Linked DNA regions of Mus musculus: region 2 is linked to region 1. Evidence: chromatin loops called from intact Hi-C (ENCODE). Cell type or tissue: heart. All regions are shown on one strand.

Region 1 (8,000 bases):
GGTGTGTGCACTCAGGAAGTAGGGATGGAAGATCAGAGTTCATGGTCCAGGGGTACCAGAGGTCAGTCCCAGGTGTCTTCCTCCACTGCTCTCTGCTTTCTTTTTAGTTATGTTTAAATTACATTCATTTGTATGTGTATGGGGGAGTGTGGGGGTCAGAGGTCAGCTTGTGCTTTCTCGACTCCCACCCTGTGTAGTGTAGCCCAGGGATCGAACTCGGATGGTCACACTTGGCAGCAGCCACTTTTACCCACAAAGCCATCTTGCCAGGCCCTCCTCCTCAGTTTATGAGATGAGCTTTCTCATGGAACCTGCTATTCACTAGATGATAGGTTGGCTGGTCACTGAGTACCAGGGATCGGCTTGTCTCCATCCTTATGCTTGGCAGGGTCCCTCTGGGCACATTTGGTGACAGCATTGCTGACAAGGCAGCGCCCACTTCATCATCCATTTAGGTTGACGAAGAGCCCATGTCTCCTGGGATAATGACAGTGGGGTGTTGGAAAAATGTCTCCCGACCTTCCCTCAGAGACTAGAGGGAGCAGCCACCCTGCCCAGGAAGAAACGCTTTATTTTCTTTTTTTCTCCTCCTCTGCCCCTGGGGTTCACATTTCCTGTGCCTGGGCCAGGACATAACCTTCGCTGTGAGTGTTTTTTTTTTTTTTTTTTTTCCACACACACACTCCACGCACGCACGTGTATTTTGGGAAAGAGGAGGAAAGCTTCCAAGCTCTGTTAAGAGTAAAGTGAGCGGGGCACGGCGAGTGCAGACAGAGGCCCCTTTCATCGCCCAGGCCTTGTGCCCCGGGCCGCTGCCAACACAAATGCAGGCGGATCCGAACCCGCACAGCGCCGGCCACGCTCCAGTCCGCGGTCCCGCCGCCCCGCGCTGGCGCCACGACACTTTCTGCTGACGGCGACGGAATCGCAGGCGACGCAGGAGCCTTCGCCCCTGAGGGATGGGGGTGGGAGACCGGGTAGGGAGGGTGAGTACCTAGCTCAGTGTCACCGCCGCGATGCTCTATCCTCCGCACACACTGCGGCTGTCCTGTAGGTGCAGAGTGGCTCGTCCATGAAGCCCGTTTGGCTCCCAGCGGCTAGAGCCAGGCCTCCAACCAGTTGTGTCTGGTTGGAGGGGACAGGACAGGGCTCTCGGGGCAAGATGGCTCGGCGGGTGAAGCACTTGCTGAAAAAGCCTGAGGATCTGCGTTTGGTTATCCCTGGCACTCGTTTGAAAGCTGGGGTGTCTGTTTGCCTAGAACTGGGGAGGCAGAGACAGAAGGACAGAAGGGTGAGAGCTCCAAGTTCATTTAGGAGACCCAGGCTGACAAGTGGAGAGAACCTTAGAGACCCACATAGAGAAAGGAAAACACAAGCAAGCAATCAAAACCAAATAAAACAGCTCCAAGTTGCCCTTTGACCACCGCTCATGTGCCTGCGCTCGCGGTCTCTCTCAATTGTGCGCATTTTCTCTCTCCCTGTCTGTATCTTTGTCTCTGTCTCTGTCTCTGTCTCTCTGTCTCTCTCTGTCTCTCTGTCTCTGTCTCTCTCTGTCTCTCTGTCTCTGTCTCTGTCTCTCTCTCTGTCTCTCTCTCTCTCTCTCTCACACACACACACACACAAACGGAATTAAAAATAAAACAGAGGGGCTGGTGAGATGGCTCAGTGGGTAAGAGCACCCGACTGCTCTTCCGAAGGTCAGGAGTTCAAATCCCAGCAACCACATGGTGGCTCACAACCACCTGTAACAAGATCTGACTCCCTCTTCTGGAGTGTCTGAAGATAGCTACAGTGTACTTACATATAATAAATTAATAAATCTTTAAAAAAAATAAAAAATAAAACAGAGAGTGGCTGGGGAGACACCGTGCCCTGAGACTTCTGGTCTCCAGGCATGCACACGATGCACACCCTATAATAACTGACATGTACACACATGTACACCACACATTCAAAAGAGAAAAAGGGGGGAACGAGGGATGGAAGGGAAAGAAAAAAAGAAAGGACTTGAGGCAATGAGATGGCTCCGCAGGCCACCAAGCTAGAGGACCAGAGTTCGATTCCTGGAGCCCCCAGGGTGGGAGGGAGGACTGATTTTTGTCCTCTGGCTTCACAAGAGCTATGTGGAGCTTCCTCACAGACAAACACACGAAAGAGAGACAAAGAACTGTAAATAGAAGGGAGGCTCTTAGCTGAATCACTTGCCTTGGTGGCCTGGGCCATTGGACGCGAAATTTCTTTCCTACACCTTGGTGGCCTGATAGTTCACCGGCTGGGGCCCAGAATCTCCATTTAATCCCCTGCAAACTGTGTGATTTTCTAGTTTTGATATTTTGTTTGTTTGACATTGTGTTTGTTTGTTGAGACAGGGTCTCTCTACATAGCCCTGGCTGTCCTGGAATGATGTAGACCAGGCTGACCCCAAACTTACAGAGATATCCCTGCCCCTCCTAGTGCTGAGATTAAAGGTGTGCACCATCATGCTCAGGCTTTGACTTTTCCTTTTGTTTGGGTTTTTAAATTTTTTTTATTTTTATTTTTTGTGTACGGTTGTGTACAGGTATTAGGGATGCATGTATGTGTGTGTACCTATCACATGTGTGCCTGGTGCCCACAGAGTTGTGAGCTGCCACATGGGTGCTGGGAACCGAACCCCGGTCCTTTGGAAGGAGAGCTAATGCTCTTAGGCCCACCCCACCCTGCCCCACCACAGCACCATCTCTTCAGGCCTGGCTTCTTATCTTTTGAGGTGGGCTAGCTTAGTCCAGGCTAATCTCAAATTCACTCTGCAGCCCAGGCTGGCCTCAGACTCTCAAGGCTCCTGCCTCATCTTCCTGGTGCTAGGGTTAGAGGTCTGTGCTACTGTGCCCTGTGCAGAGAAAGCTACTGGATCTCAGAGGCACCATGACTACCGTCAAGTCACCTCCTCTGATGTCAGAACTCCAGTGCTGATGGGAAGTATATTGGTTCTTTTTCTGTTGCTGCAACAGACATACCCGAAATTGGATCCTGGGACTCAAACCAGAAAACTTTGTGCTTCCTACACAAGCCCCAAAGTCATAAACCCCAATCACAAATTTATTTACTTATTGGGGTGGGGGGCATGTGTGTGGGGGGAAGGACAACTTGTAGAAGATGATTTCTTCCTTCCTCCATATGGGCCCTGGGATGGAACTCGGGTCACCAGCCTTGGTGTCAGGTGCCTTTCTCCGCTGAGCCCTCACGGTGGTTTTAGTGTTACTTATTATGGATCTAGTGCCCGGCTCTGGAGGAGTGCGGTCCTCCACTAGGTGGTACCTGTCCAGTTTGTACTTTTGGAGGAACTTCTGGCAAGAGGAAATACATCGGCTGTGGAAGGTCTCACACATTTATAAGGAAGCTGTAGACCAGTGAAAGGGCAGTCTCATCCATCCATCCATCCATCCATCCATCCATCCATCCATCCATCTTCCAGATAAGGGCTCATGTACCCCACCTGAGTTTTCAGCCAAATATATGTACCTAAAGATGACTGTGACCTCTGGTCCTCCTGCCTCCATTTAAAAAGTGCCAGGATTACAGACGGGTGCCATCTTGTCCAGCCGCTGAGTCTTTGCGGTTGCGTTATGGCGTCTGTTTTTTGGCCTGGGACTTGCTATTATAGACCAGGTTGACCTGGAATCCATAGCGATCTACTTGCCTCTGCTCCCTCGCCCCTAGTGCTGGCATTAAAAGCCATCCACTCTAGATGGACATAGTGGTACGCGCCTTTAATCTCAGCACTTGAGAAGCAGAAGCAGGCAGATCTCTGTGAGTTCAAAGCTAGCCTGGTTTACATACTGAGTTCCAGACCAGACAAGTCGACCTAGTGAGGCTTGGTCTCCAAAAAAAAAAAAAAAAAAAAAAAGCAATTCACAAGTAGGAGCATAAAGCAGGATTCCGTGAGGACTACACCAGCTCCGTAGGACTGAGGACTGAGCCTCCTGCTGGGCTGCATCTTTAAAAGTCAAAGGTTCCACTGTCTTGATCTTGCTCCCATTGGAGATCACACTTTTTAAAAATTAGATATTTTCTTTATTTACATTTCAAATGTTATCCCCTTTCCTAGTTTCCCCTTCACAAATCCCCTATTCACCTCCCCACCCCCACCCCCGCTCCCCAACCCTTAACACATGAATCTGTTGAGGATGAACCATTACAAACCATAGCAACGTGGACAGCTCCAAACCACAGGGCCAGCCATGATTCTTTTTCGACAAGGTGTTTACTACTAGCCAGGAATTCTCTCTCTTCACATCCTCCTCATCGTCCCTCTCCTACCCCCTCATAAAGGAACCCTCAAGACTCCCCCTGTGGAAGAGGTTTGGTCACTTGGCAGCTTTCTGGCTTTCTGGTTTCAGAGAACCTCATTACTGAACTCTCAAATGCCCCAAATCAGAGACGGGCACAAAACCAGACGGCCAATCAGAGATTACTACCCAACTTCCTATTGCGTTCAGGGATGAGCAGCGAGCCAAGCGGAGCCAATCAAAGCCATACCTGAGCTGTTCTGGACACAGTCCCGGGAATCCATCTTTTTTTAGACAGGGTCTCACTATGTAGCTCTGGCTGGCATGGACAACTCACAGATCCGGCTGCCTCTGGCTCCCAAATGCTGGGATTGAAGGTGTGCCACCACACCAGGCTTCCGGCTCCCATTCCCCACCTCCCGCACATGGGGTGGAATAAACAGTAGTGACCCTGTTGGGAATACTTTAGCTTCCAGCTGTTTTCAAGGACACAATGTTTCTAACACCTTTAGCTCCTGGCTGTTTTCACTCTCCCTGTTACAGAGCCAGGGGACTGGGCTGCCTCAGGACAGAGTGTTTTTGGAGGGGGCGGGGTGGGGGGTGGGGGGTGGAGAGTGAGCATCCTTGATCCCAGACTTCCTTCCAAAAAAAAAAGAAAAGCATGTGACAGCTTAGCAACAGAGTTTACAAGCTGCACAGGGGCGGGGCTGAGGGAAAGGTTAAGGAGGACTGTGGGTAAAGTTGGAGGTTGAGAATGGTGGTTCTCTACGTGGTCATTGAGACCCCTTTGGGGGTCTAACCACCCTTTTACAGGAGTCACCTAAGACCATCAGAAAAACATAGCTATTTACGTTATGATTCGTAACAGTAGCAGAGTTACAGTTATGATATAGTACTGAAAATAATTTTATGGTTAGGGGTCACCACAACATGAGGAACTGTATTAAAGTGTCACAGCACTGGGACGGTTGAGAACCACTGGTTTAGATGAACCCTCTCTGGGAAAGGGCAGGCAATCCAGGGTGGAGCCCGCGTGTTGGACAGAGGAGTCAGGCGACAGAGCAGAGCCAGGGGAAAGATTTGTGAAAGTCACAAGAGAACAAAGCCTAGTTTGAGACAAGTCTCTCTCTCACCCAGACTAGCCTAGAGCTAACTTTTTAGCCAAGGCTGATCATTCATTCAAGGCTATCCTGTTACCTCAGCTGCCCAGTTCTGGTATTTCAGGGGTGTCTCACGTCACCAGATTTGTTTCCATACATGGTCTGTGTTACTGGGGCTCGTCTTGAACCCCCAGTCTTCCTGCCTCAGCCTTCCAAGTGCTGGGATTACAAGTGTGGACCTTTAATCCCAAGAGGAATTGTGTTATTTTGTTTTTGTGTTGGGGTTCGAACCCTGGGCTTTGCCCATGCTGGGCGAGTGATCTATTTCTGAGTGAAGGTCCCAGCCTCTCATTAGGGGAATCGAAACAAACAACCACTGAGCCACACCCCCTGCCCTGACACTTCCATACCATCTCATTATATAGCCCAGGCTAGCCTTAGCTTCATGACTCTCCTACTTCATCTTCGTGGGTGCTTCAGGGACAAGTGTGCACCATCTTACCATGCCCAGAGTGTCATCCTTTTAAGTGTTAATACCTCTAATCCCTTATTGTGACTGTCTTATTCGCAGTCCCATCCTGGGTTTAACATTTTACTGTACCTCCTTTTCATTTGTTTTCCTGTAGTGCTAGGTATGGAATTCAGGGCCTTGCGCCTATCAGACAAGAACTGCATCTCAGAACTGTACCATCGGCCCTCTTTACTGTTTGAGTGAGCCCACACTTGCCGGTCGGTTGGCTGAGTCGTCTCAGCTCCTGCTCTATCACATGCAGACGCTAGACTTAGCAACACCTTCCGTGAACACTCTCGGGACTTCAGTCTCCAGGGGCAGCTTGGCTGACCTGACCATCCAGTGGGTACCTTCTGAGTCTACCTCTCCCGCATCTGAAGAACTCCTTCTTACACATCCCTCTTTGGGACTGTGGCTCAGCTAGTACAGGCGCCTCTGGTGCAAGTCTGGTGACTTGATTTTGTTACTTGTTATGTGAGCATAATGGTACAGAGAAAGAACTGACTCCTCAAACTTGACTTCTGATATCCACATGCATGCCACAGCACACCCCACATCACACATTAATAATAGCTTTTAGTAAATACATTTAAATTCAATTTTCATTTAAGTTAATTTTTTAAAAAAGATTTATTTATTTATTATATGTAAGTACACTGTAGCTGTCTTCAGACACTCCAGAAGAGGGCTTCAGATCTCGTTATGGATGGTTGTGAGCCACCATGTGGTTGCTGGGATTTGAACTCCTGACCTTTGGAAGAGCAGTCGGGTGCTCTTACCCACTGAGCCATCTCACCAGCCCCTTAAGTTAATTTTTAAAACAGCGTGTCTAAGGCCAGGGATTCCTTCCACAGCAAAAAGATGTGGAAGAAGCAAAGAGTAAGAGAAGAGGGCTCTGGCAGGAGGCAGTCCTGCTTCCTTCATGATAGACAGCCTTGTTATTTAGTTCTGTGGAGGAGGAGGAGGAATAGCCCCTGGGCCTGGAGAGAGGAATGGAAAGGCGTCCCTGGAAGGGGAGAGAGACCCAAGAATCAAAGGCAGAGTGAGGAAGGGCTTTCTCATGAAATCAAAAGGGAGCCAGTGACGCACTAAAGGGCGGCTGAGGAATCCTGAGGTTGGAAACGTACCTTGGTGCTTTCTACATCTATTCCACGGGGCTTGAGTGAGGCTCTTTGTACACGGTGGAACACTGTGGCATTCATTTTCGGTGCCCCGATAGGGTCAGGCCCCTCCAGGTGCCAGCCTTTCTCTCTAAATGCTTAGCTGGGCAGGGTAGACTCTGCTGAGCAGCAGGCCGTGTGGGGTATGCGTGTATGTGACGTTGGCAGTACACAGCCGAGGAGACACAGGCGGCCAGCCGGTCACAGACTTCTTTATACCAGGCTGCGGGAGTGCTGGCATCTGTGAGTGAGAACCTGGGTTGGTTGGGGTTGTAGAAGAGGTCCAAACTCTGTGTTTCCAGCCAACTCCGTGCTTATTGTGCCTCTCTCTGCCCCCTCCCTGGCTGTGTCTGGCAAGGTGCAGGTGGACCTGAGATGTCATCATCAGGTTTCATGTTCACAGTCCCCGTGTGTTACGGTCGGCAGTTATTAAGCTGTGTTTCTTGCTCAGCTCTCTGAGCACACCCTGGATGGGGCTGCACTCAGAATTTCAGCTTGCAGACCTGCCTGGGCTTCTGTTCTAGCTTCCTTCCTATTACTGAGATGAGGCACTCTGGCCAAAAGCAATTGAGGGAGGAAAGGACTTATTTGGTTTACCCTTGCATGCCACAATCCATCATCTAGGGAAACCAGGGCAGGAACTTAGGTCAGGAACCCGAAGGCTGGCTTGCTATTCTAAGCAATATTACCTCTGACCAGGGAACTCACTTTATAGCTAGCAGTCATGGTAGATGAATGCTGTTATCCAGCTCGCTCATGCAGGCTCACACTTAGCTTTCTCATACTGCCCAGAACTACTTTGCCTAGGGAATGGTTGCCACCCACAGTGGGCTAAGCCCTCCCACATCAATTAACAATCATAACCCCTCCCTTGCAGACATGTCCACAGGCCAATCAGATCTAGGTGATTCCTCAATTGATTCTTCCTTCTCAGGTGACTCTAGGCTGTGTCAAGTTGGCA
Region 2 (8,000 bases), 260 kb before region 1:
GAAGAGCAGCCAGGGGACTCTAGGCTTGGGATCTGTGCCATCTTGCTTCTGCACAGAAAAACTCAGGGGCACGGAGAGGGTCCAGGAGTACAGAAGTGGCCCAACACTTTTAATGAATAAAGACAGTTCCCCTTTAAGCCCTGGATCCGTTTTCACCACCGTCGCCCCCACTGACCCCGGGAGAGTTGAATCCAGGAACTTCTGCCCGGGCTTGTGTTCTCGTGTGTTCCCAGGGTGCCTCTGGGCTCTCCCTGCAGCTGACTCCGCACCCGCTCTCGAACCATATGCTGCATGTCTTCCTGGGCACGGGAGAGAGAGCAGGTCCGAGGCAATCCCTGGGGACGGAGGGGCGGAGGGGCGTCTTCCAAGACTCCCGACTCAGAGGCTCCACCCTACCTCCCAGGCCTCCACCTCCTGTTTCAGCTTCAGTTTCTCCTGCAGGACCTCCAGCAGCTGAGCCTCCACTGTGCGCAGCCTGGCTCGACAGGAGTCCAGCTCCTCTTCCACCGCGCGCTTCCTACAGGCAGTGGGGGATGGGGGTGGGGGTGTTCCAGTGGCTGTCTTCTGGAAATATCTGGAGCCCCCTTCCTCTCCTCTAGTAGGAGTGAGTCCCCACTTCCCCCTCCTCCACCCCACCCCCACCCCCAGAGTTTCTCTCACTTAGCAATGGCTTCATCCCTCTCCTGCAGTACTTGCTCCAGGGAAGGTTCCGCCCGGGTGTCCCCCAGTGCTCCTGCCGCTTGGGATTCTGGGTTCTGTTGGGGAGTGATGGATGAGGAGGCAGTGACCTGGGGCTTGTCAGAAGGAGAAGCCTCACCCTGGGTCCTTCTGCCCTGCCTCTGCCCTGCCTCATGCTATTTCCACTCAGTTTTACCACCCTTTGCCTCCAGGGGGTGCTGCGCCGGCATCTTGTAAAGGAGACCCTTAGTCTGGCTAGCCGGGAAGTAGACTATGGGACTTTGCAGAATGGACAGTGTTTGAAGCTCCTGAGGAGAAAGGAGTTCCCACACAGCCCTACAGAAATGCTACTGAGTGCTCTGGAGTCGCTTACCTTTCTATGAGCTTAGAGAGTCAAGGCCTGGTGACTGAGACTTGTCAGTTGGTAGAGGCTAGAAGACAGAGCCCTTTGCCCTTCCAGGCAAGGCACTCCCTAGCAGACTCCACCTACAGGAGGACAGCCTGGGGCAAGGAGCAAGTGCACCTCCCTCTTAACACCTTGGAAGGCCCCAAGCCTTTTCCCCAATTCTTGCCGTCTGTCGCCTCCAGGGGGCGCTCCACCCGTGTCTCAGAGGAACAGACAACCTAGGTTTAGTTTAGTTGTAATGCCAAGCATCAGGCAGTGTCTCGTCTAGTCTCCGCCCCCCCTCGCCCCCCCCCCCCGCCCTGCCACGAGGGGTTGACTCTGTGCTAGTTCTTCAAGGAATCATCTGCCCCCAGAATTCTTTTTTTTTTTTAATTAAAGATTTATTTATTATTATATGTAAGTACACTGTAGCTGTCTTCAGACACACCAGAAGAGGGAGTCAGATCTTGTTACAGATGGTTGTGAGCCACCATGTGGTTACTGGGATTTGAACTCTGGACCTTCGGAAGAGCAGTCGGGTGCTCTTACCCACTGAGCCATCTCTCCAGCCCGCCCCCAGAATTCTTATCCCACCTCAAGAGGAAAAAAACAAAAACCCAAGGAACCAGGCATGCTTACCATTTTATTTTTTTTGTTTTGTTTTGTTTTGTTTTGTTTTTCAAGACAGGGTTTCTCTATGTCACCCCGGTTATCCTCTGTAGATCAGGCTGGCCTTGAACTCAGAGACCCACCTACCTCTGCCTTCTGAATGCTGGGAATAAAGGCGTGCGCCTCCACCGCCTGGTTCATTACCAATAGCTTGAATCCCATCTTACCTTTATGCTGTTACTAGTATACCCCAAACACGCAGTGCCTGGGAAGCAGTCTAACTGAACTCAGCATTTCCAAGCTGAGGGACTTTTGTTTGTTTTGAGATAGGGCTTCTCTGTGAGACACCACTGCTTGACTCTAAAATGACCACCAATCCATATTGGAAATAGAAAAATACTTTTGAGATTTTGAGCATCTCTTTTGTTGTTGTTTATTTGTTTTTGGTTTTCTCTGTATAGCCCTGGCTGTCCTGGACCTCACTCTGTAGACCAGGCTGGCCTCGAACTCAGAAATCTGCCTCCCAAGGGATTCTACTAGGCAGGGGCTCTACCACTGAGCCACGCCCCCAGCCTCTCACTGGGGGATTCTAGGCAGATGCTCTACCATTGAGCCATACCCCAGCCCATAATATAGCATTTTGTATAAGGGACTTGAGCATCTCAGCATCCTAAGATTGGATAATGGTAGAGAGGTTTTTGTTTTTTGTTTTTTGTTTTGTGTGGCCTTAGCTATCCTCTGTAGACCAGGTTGACCTTGAATTTAGAGGAAACTCTGCCTCCTGAGTGCTTTGGTTTATTTATTTATTAATTTATTTATTTAATCTATGTATACGAGTACACTGTAGTTGTCCTCAGACACTCCAAAAGAGGGCATCAGATCCCATTACAGATGGTTGTGAGCCATCATATGGTTGCTGGAAATTGAACTTGGGACCTCTGGAAGAGCAGTCAGTGCTCTTAACCACTGAGCCATCTCTCCAGCCCGGTTTACACCTGTAATCCTGTACTCGGAGGCAGAGGCAGATCTCTTGAGTTTGAGGCCCACCTGGTCTACAGAGCTGAACTGAGTTATGTTGAACTAGGTCCCGCTCTTTCCCCCAGACAGGGTTTCTTTGTGTAGCCCTGGCTTTCCTGGAACTAGCTCTGTAGAGGCAAAATCACATTGAAAGTCTTCTCAGAAACTACATGGAAGATGCATTCTAGGGCTGGTGAGATGGCTCAGTGGTTAAGAGCACCGACTGCTCTTCCAAAGGTCCTGAGTTCAAATCCCAGCAACCACATGGTGGCTCACAACTGTCTGTAATGGGATCTGATGCCCTCTTCTGGTGTGTCCGAAGACAGCTACCGTGTACTTACATATAATAAATAAATAAATCTTTTTTTAAGAAAAAGATGCATTCTAAAGATAGGATATATGTGTTACTCTTTTTCCCTCTCTTCTGAATCTGGGAAAACGCACATATACATTAAAAAGAAAAGAAATTGCTTTACAGTTTTTTACCTCTTCATTTGTGTTTCCTTATGCCATATCAAAAACATTCCTTCGTAATACAGGGGTAGCTCGGTGGCTGAGCCCTTGTTGCAGAGTTCAGTTCTCAGCACCCTTGTCCGGTGGCTCAAGACTTCGTGTACTTCCAGCCCCAGAGGATCCGATACCTCCAAAGGCATCCATGCACACAATAAACACCTTGTGGGTGTAGCTCAGCAGTAGAGCATCTGCCTAGAATTCCCCCTACTGAGGGGTGACTTGGTAATAGGGTGCATGTGTGAGACTCTGGGGTTTATCCCCAACTCAAAAACCACGTTGGGGGTAAAGCTTCCTCCTCCTTCTCCAGGCACATTCAGCCCCTTATACTTCTCTGTCTCCCTCTTTCACTGGCAGCGGGGGGTGTCACTGCCAGGGTGTCTTTGCCGCCACCTTCTGAAGGGAAGGCAGCTAGACAAGCGAAGCAGTACCACCTTTGGCCTGAAGGTGGCAGCAGCCCCCAAGAGCAAAGATCCCATGAGCTGCCCCTACTCCCTCAACGTGTGAAATGGAAACCCTCCCCAGGGTGGTGGGCAATTCCCAGGGTTCCTTTGTAAAAAATATCTGTTCACCTGACTCCGCATGTGCTTTCTGCTCACTCTATCTAGTGACACCTCTGGAATCAAGGGGCATGACCCAGTGTGGGTGGTGGTGGTAGCGGCACTGGCATGGAATCCCAGCATTGGAGAGGTGAAGGCCGAAGAAAAAGGAATTCAAGATCATCCTTGGTTACATATCAAGGTTAAGGCCATAGCAGGCATAGTGGCCAAGCCTTTAATCCTAGGACTCAGAGGCAGAGACCAGCCTGGTCTACACAGCGAGTTCCAGAATAGTCAAGGCTACACAGAGAAACCTTGTCTCAAAAACCAAAGAGGAGGGAAGGAAGGGAGGGATGGAGGGAAGGAAGAAAAAGTAGGAAGAGGCTAGCCTGGGGTAAATGAGACACCGACTCTACAGGTGTTTTCCAGCCCAACCCTCATCTGAACTCCAGGGCATACTTGTCTGCTGGCTTTCCCATGGAGCTGTGATGGAGAGCTCAAATTTAAGAATACCAACCACAGTCCAGTGATATCCTTTCCCCTGTGGCATCCTAATCCTCCCCCTCCCTCCCCACTCCCCGTCTGTCTCTCTGCCCTGTGAGATAGGCACCCTGAATGGCCTTGGCTGTTGTGGAACTCACTGTGTAAACAAAGCTGACCTTGAACTAGGTCGCTGCCTTCTGCATTTGCCTTCCCAGAATTGAGGTTAAAGGTGTGAGCTACACACAGTTTTATTTTGAATTTTAAGTTTATGAGTATTTTGCCTGATGCCTACAGAGGCCAGAAGAGGGCGTCAGAGCTGCTCTTCCTTATGGGAGCTGAGACCCAAACCCAGGTCTTCTGAAAGATCGGCAGGTGCTCATTTTTTTATCAATCAATCTATTTATCTATCTATTGGGCTTTTTTTTTTAATATTTATTTATTTATTTATTTATTTATTTATTTATTTATTTATTTATTATATGTAAGTACACTACTGTAGCTGTCTTCAGACACTCCAGAAGAGGGCATCAGATTTCGTTACGGATGGTTGTGAGCCACCATGTGGTTGCTGGGATTTGAACTCAGGGCCTTTGGAAGAGCAGTCAGCACTCTTAACCGCTGAGCCATCTCACCAGCCCCCTATTGGGCTTTTTTTAAAGACAGGGTTTCTCTGTATATTCATTTTTTTGTTGTTTTATATATTCATTTATTCATTTTGAGTCAGGGTTTTTCTGCACAGCCCTGGCTGTCCTGAAACTCACTCTGTTGACCACTCCGGCCTTAAATTCAAGGGATCTGTCTGCTGAGTGGTGGGATTAAAGGCATGCGCCACCATAGTCTGGCTTAATTTTCTTTTTAATTTTGTGGATGTGGGTCTGTGCCATAAGTGTGGGTGCCAATGGAAGCCAGAGATGTTGGATCCCCTGGGGTTGTAGTTACAGGTGCTCATGAGCCGTCATGTTGAACTGAGGACTGAACTCAGCTCCTCCGCAAGAGCAGCACTCTCTGTTAACCTCTGAGCCATCTCTCAGGTCCTGGACTACTTTAAAATACACACACACACTATAATAAAAGCATTTATTTATGTATTTATTTACCTTTCAAGACAGGGTTTCTCTGTACAGCCCTGACTGTATTCTGGAACTTGCTTTGTAGACCAGGCTGGCCTTGAACTCACAGAGATCCACTTACTTCTGTCTCCCAAGTGCTGGAACTAAAAGGCATGTGCCACCACTGCCTAGCAACTCTTTTTTAAAAAGGACAATAACCAGGCTGGCGAGATGGCTCAGCGGTTAAGAGCACTGACTGCTCTTCCGAAGGTCCTGAGTTCAAATCCCAGCAACCACATGGTGGCTCACAACCATCTGTAATGGGATCTGATGCACTCTTCTGGTGTGTCTGAAAACAGCTACCGTGTACTTACATAGAATAAATAAATAAATCTTAAAAAAGAAAAAAAGGACAGTAACCATTATTCAAATACTGAGTTCTGTTGGCCCCACCTTTAGTAGGTGTTACAATCCAGCTCTTTCTTTCACCACCGTTGTCTGCCACCCTGCCTTCAGGACACAGCTTATGTGTGTTCCTCCCCTCAACCCCTGTCAGCCTGTTAACCTGAAACAATCCTGTTAAAGCCTATGGTGGACTCTACCCATGCCTCTTCTGCCCAGCAATGATAGGCTAAGATCGCTTGAAGCTTCTTGAGCCCACTTCCTCCATGGACTCTGGCTTCATCTCTTCCGAGGTCTTCCTTACCCACAATGCCCCAGGCTTCCTCACTTCCCTGATGTCCCACACACATGCTAGACACTCTTCCTGGTCACTGCTGTGGTACATACTGTCCCCTCAGCCCCAAGCGCTCTTCCCTGCATGGTTTACCCCTCCCCTCCTGAAATTTCCTCAAAAGCTGTCTTCTCAACAGAGACCATTTATTTCAAGTGGGAGCGGGGCTGGACATGATGTCGCCCGCCTTCAGTCCCACCCTGCACTGGGAGGCAGAGGTTAGGGTTCTTTATGAGTTTGGGGCCAGCCTGCTCTACATAGCAAGTTCCAGGCCAGCCAAGGCTACATGCTGAAACCAGAGCTATGCGATGAGATTCACTTTGGGCGACATGAAACTCTTGATTTATTTACTTATTTGTTTGTTGTTTTAGTTTTTGGAGGCAATCTCTGTGTGTAGCCCTGGCTGTCCTGGAACTTGCTCTGTATGTAGATCAGGTTAATCTCAAAACCAGTGATCCCTTTGTGTCCGCCTAAGGAGTGCTGGGATTAAAGGCATGCCCCACCAGGCCTCCTAGTTGAGACTCTGAGTTAAAGAATATAGACATCAAAAGGACCTGGTGGAGGTGGGGAGAGGTTGGCTCAGTCAGTGAAGTGCTTGTTTTGAAGTGTGAGGATCAGTTGGATCATCAAAACCCACTTGAGAAAACTAGGAATGGTGGCACGTCCTTGTAGGCACAGTGCTGGGGAGATGGAGGCAGGAGGATGCCTGGCCAGAGAGTATCACCTGCTTAGTTCCAGAGCAGTGACCAACTCTATCTCAAAAGTGTGTATATGGAGGTGTGGGGTGGGGCCTGGGGGTGGGGGTGGCTGGAGAATTGGCTCAGCAGTTAAGAGCACTGTCTGCTCTTGCAGAAGACCAGGGTTCAACTCCTAGCAACCACATGGCAGCTCAACGTTGTCTATTCTCCAGTCCCAGGGAATCTGATGCTCTCCTTTGGTCTCCTTGGACACCATGCATGCATGTGCTGCCCATGTACACCTGCAGACAAAATACCCACACACACTTTTTTTTCTGAGACAAGGTTTTGTTATGTAGCCCTGGCTGTACCAGAACTAGCTCTGTAGCCCAGGCTGCCTCAAACTCAGAGATCTGCCTGCCTCTGCCTCCCAAGTGTTGAGATTAAAGGCATGCACCACCACATAAAATATTTTTAAAAAGACAAAAGCAAGTTAGCACAGAGATAGAAATTATATAATAAAGAATGCTTTTAAAAACCTGAAGAGCCGGGCAGTGGGGGCGCATGCCTTTAATCCCAGCACTTGGGAGGAAGAGGCAGGTGGATTTCTGAGTTTGAGGCCAGCCTGGTCTACAGAGTGAGTTCCAAGACAGCCAGGGCTACACAGAGAAACCCTGTCTCAAAAAACCAAAACCAAAACCAAACAATAGCTGAGAACGCCTAGGGCTGGGGGTGGGGTGAGAGTGGGGGGGAGGAGAGAGTTAAAAATGACAATACTCAAGCTAGGAGTCGGGCTGTGTCTGTAATTCCCGTCCCTTGAGAAGCAGAGACAAGGTGATTGTATCAAGTTTTGGGCTAGTTTGAGTGGGCCAGCCTGTTACATAAAGAGGGTTACATAACCCTCTTTAGAGGTTAGGAGTGTAACACCATGGTAGAGTTCCTTAGAATCCCTCTGTGAGGGGCTGGGGGCATGGCTCAGTGGTAGAGCCCTTGCCTAGAATCCCTCAGTGAGGGGCTGGGGGTGTGGCTCAGTGGTAGAGTCCTTGACTAGAATCCCCCAGGGCAGAGCTGGGGGCGTGGCTCAGTGGTAGGACACCTGCCTAGAAACCTAGAATCACCCAGTGAATAGCTAGGGTCATGGCACTATGGCTCTGCAGTAGAGCATTCAACAATGAAAGAAAGAAAGAGAGAGAGAGAGAGAGAGAGAGAGAGAGAGAGAGAGAGAGAGAGAGAGAGAGAGAGAGAGAGAAACTAAGAAAGAAAGAAAGAAAGAAAGAAAGAAAGAAAGAAAGAAAGAAAGAAAGAAAGAAAGAAAATGTT

The links. Peaks named below come from ENCODE experiments on the same cell type or tissue, not always from the same donor. Only the 100,000 strongest peaks of a DNase experiment are listed, where the experiment ranks them.
Region 2: it touches region 1 in a loop (3-fold over the local background); 9 of 42 quality-filtered maps call a loop at or near these places.

What each region holds. Positions count from the first base shown.
Region 1 is chr5:135,275,819-135,283,818 of GRCm38, forward strand. No RefSeq gene overlaps it. Among named protein-coding and RNA genes, the nearest start is that of Fzd9, 29 kb to the left of the region's middle. In heart, no CTCF peak of the experiment used is centred here; a DNase peak (open chromatin) is centred at 4,703; H3K4me3 peaks cover 816 bases; H3K27ac peaks cover 1,336 bases.
Region 2 is chr5:135,012,034-135,020,033 of GRCm38, forward strand. Abhd11 (abhydrolase domain containing 11) reads left to right here. Exons shown (of 6, transcript NM_145215.2): 6 at 1-142. It overlaps Abhd11os (abhydrolase domain containing 11, opposite strand), which reads right to left and starts at 1,124. Exons shown (of 4, transcript NR_026688.1): 1 at 1,052-1,124; 2 at 661-755; 3 at 397-517; 4 at 89-299. In heart, CTCF peaks have their summits at 1,236 (motif pointing right) and 4,523 (motif pointing right); DNase peaks (open chromatin) are centred at 408, 748, 1,198 and 3,648; H3K4me3 peaks cover 974 bases; H3K27ac peaks cover 1,049 bases.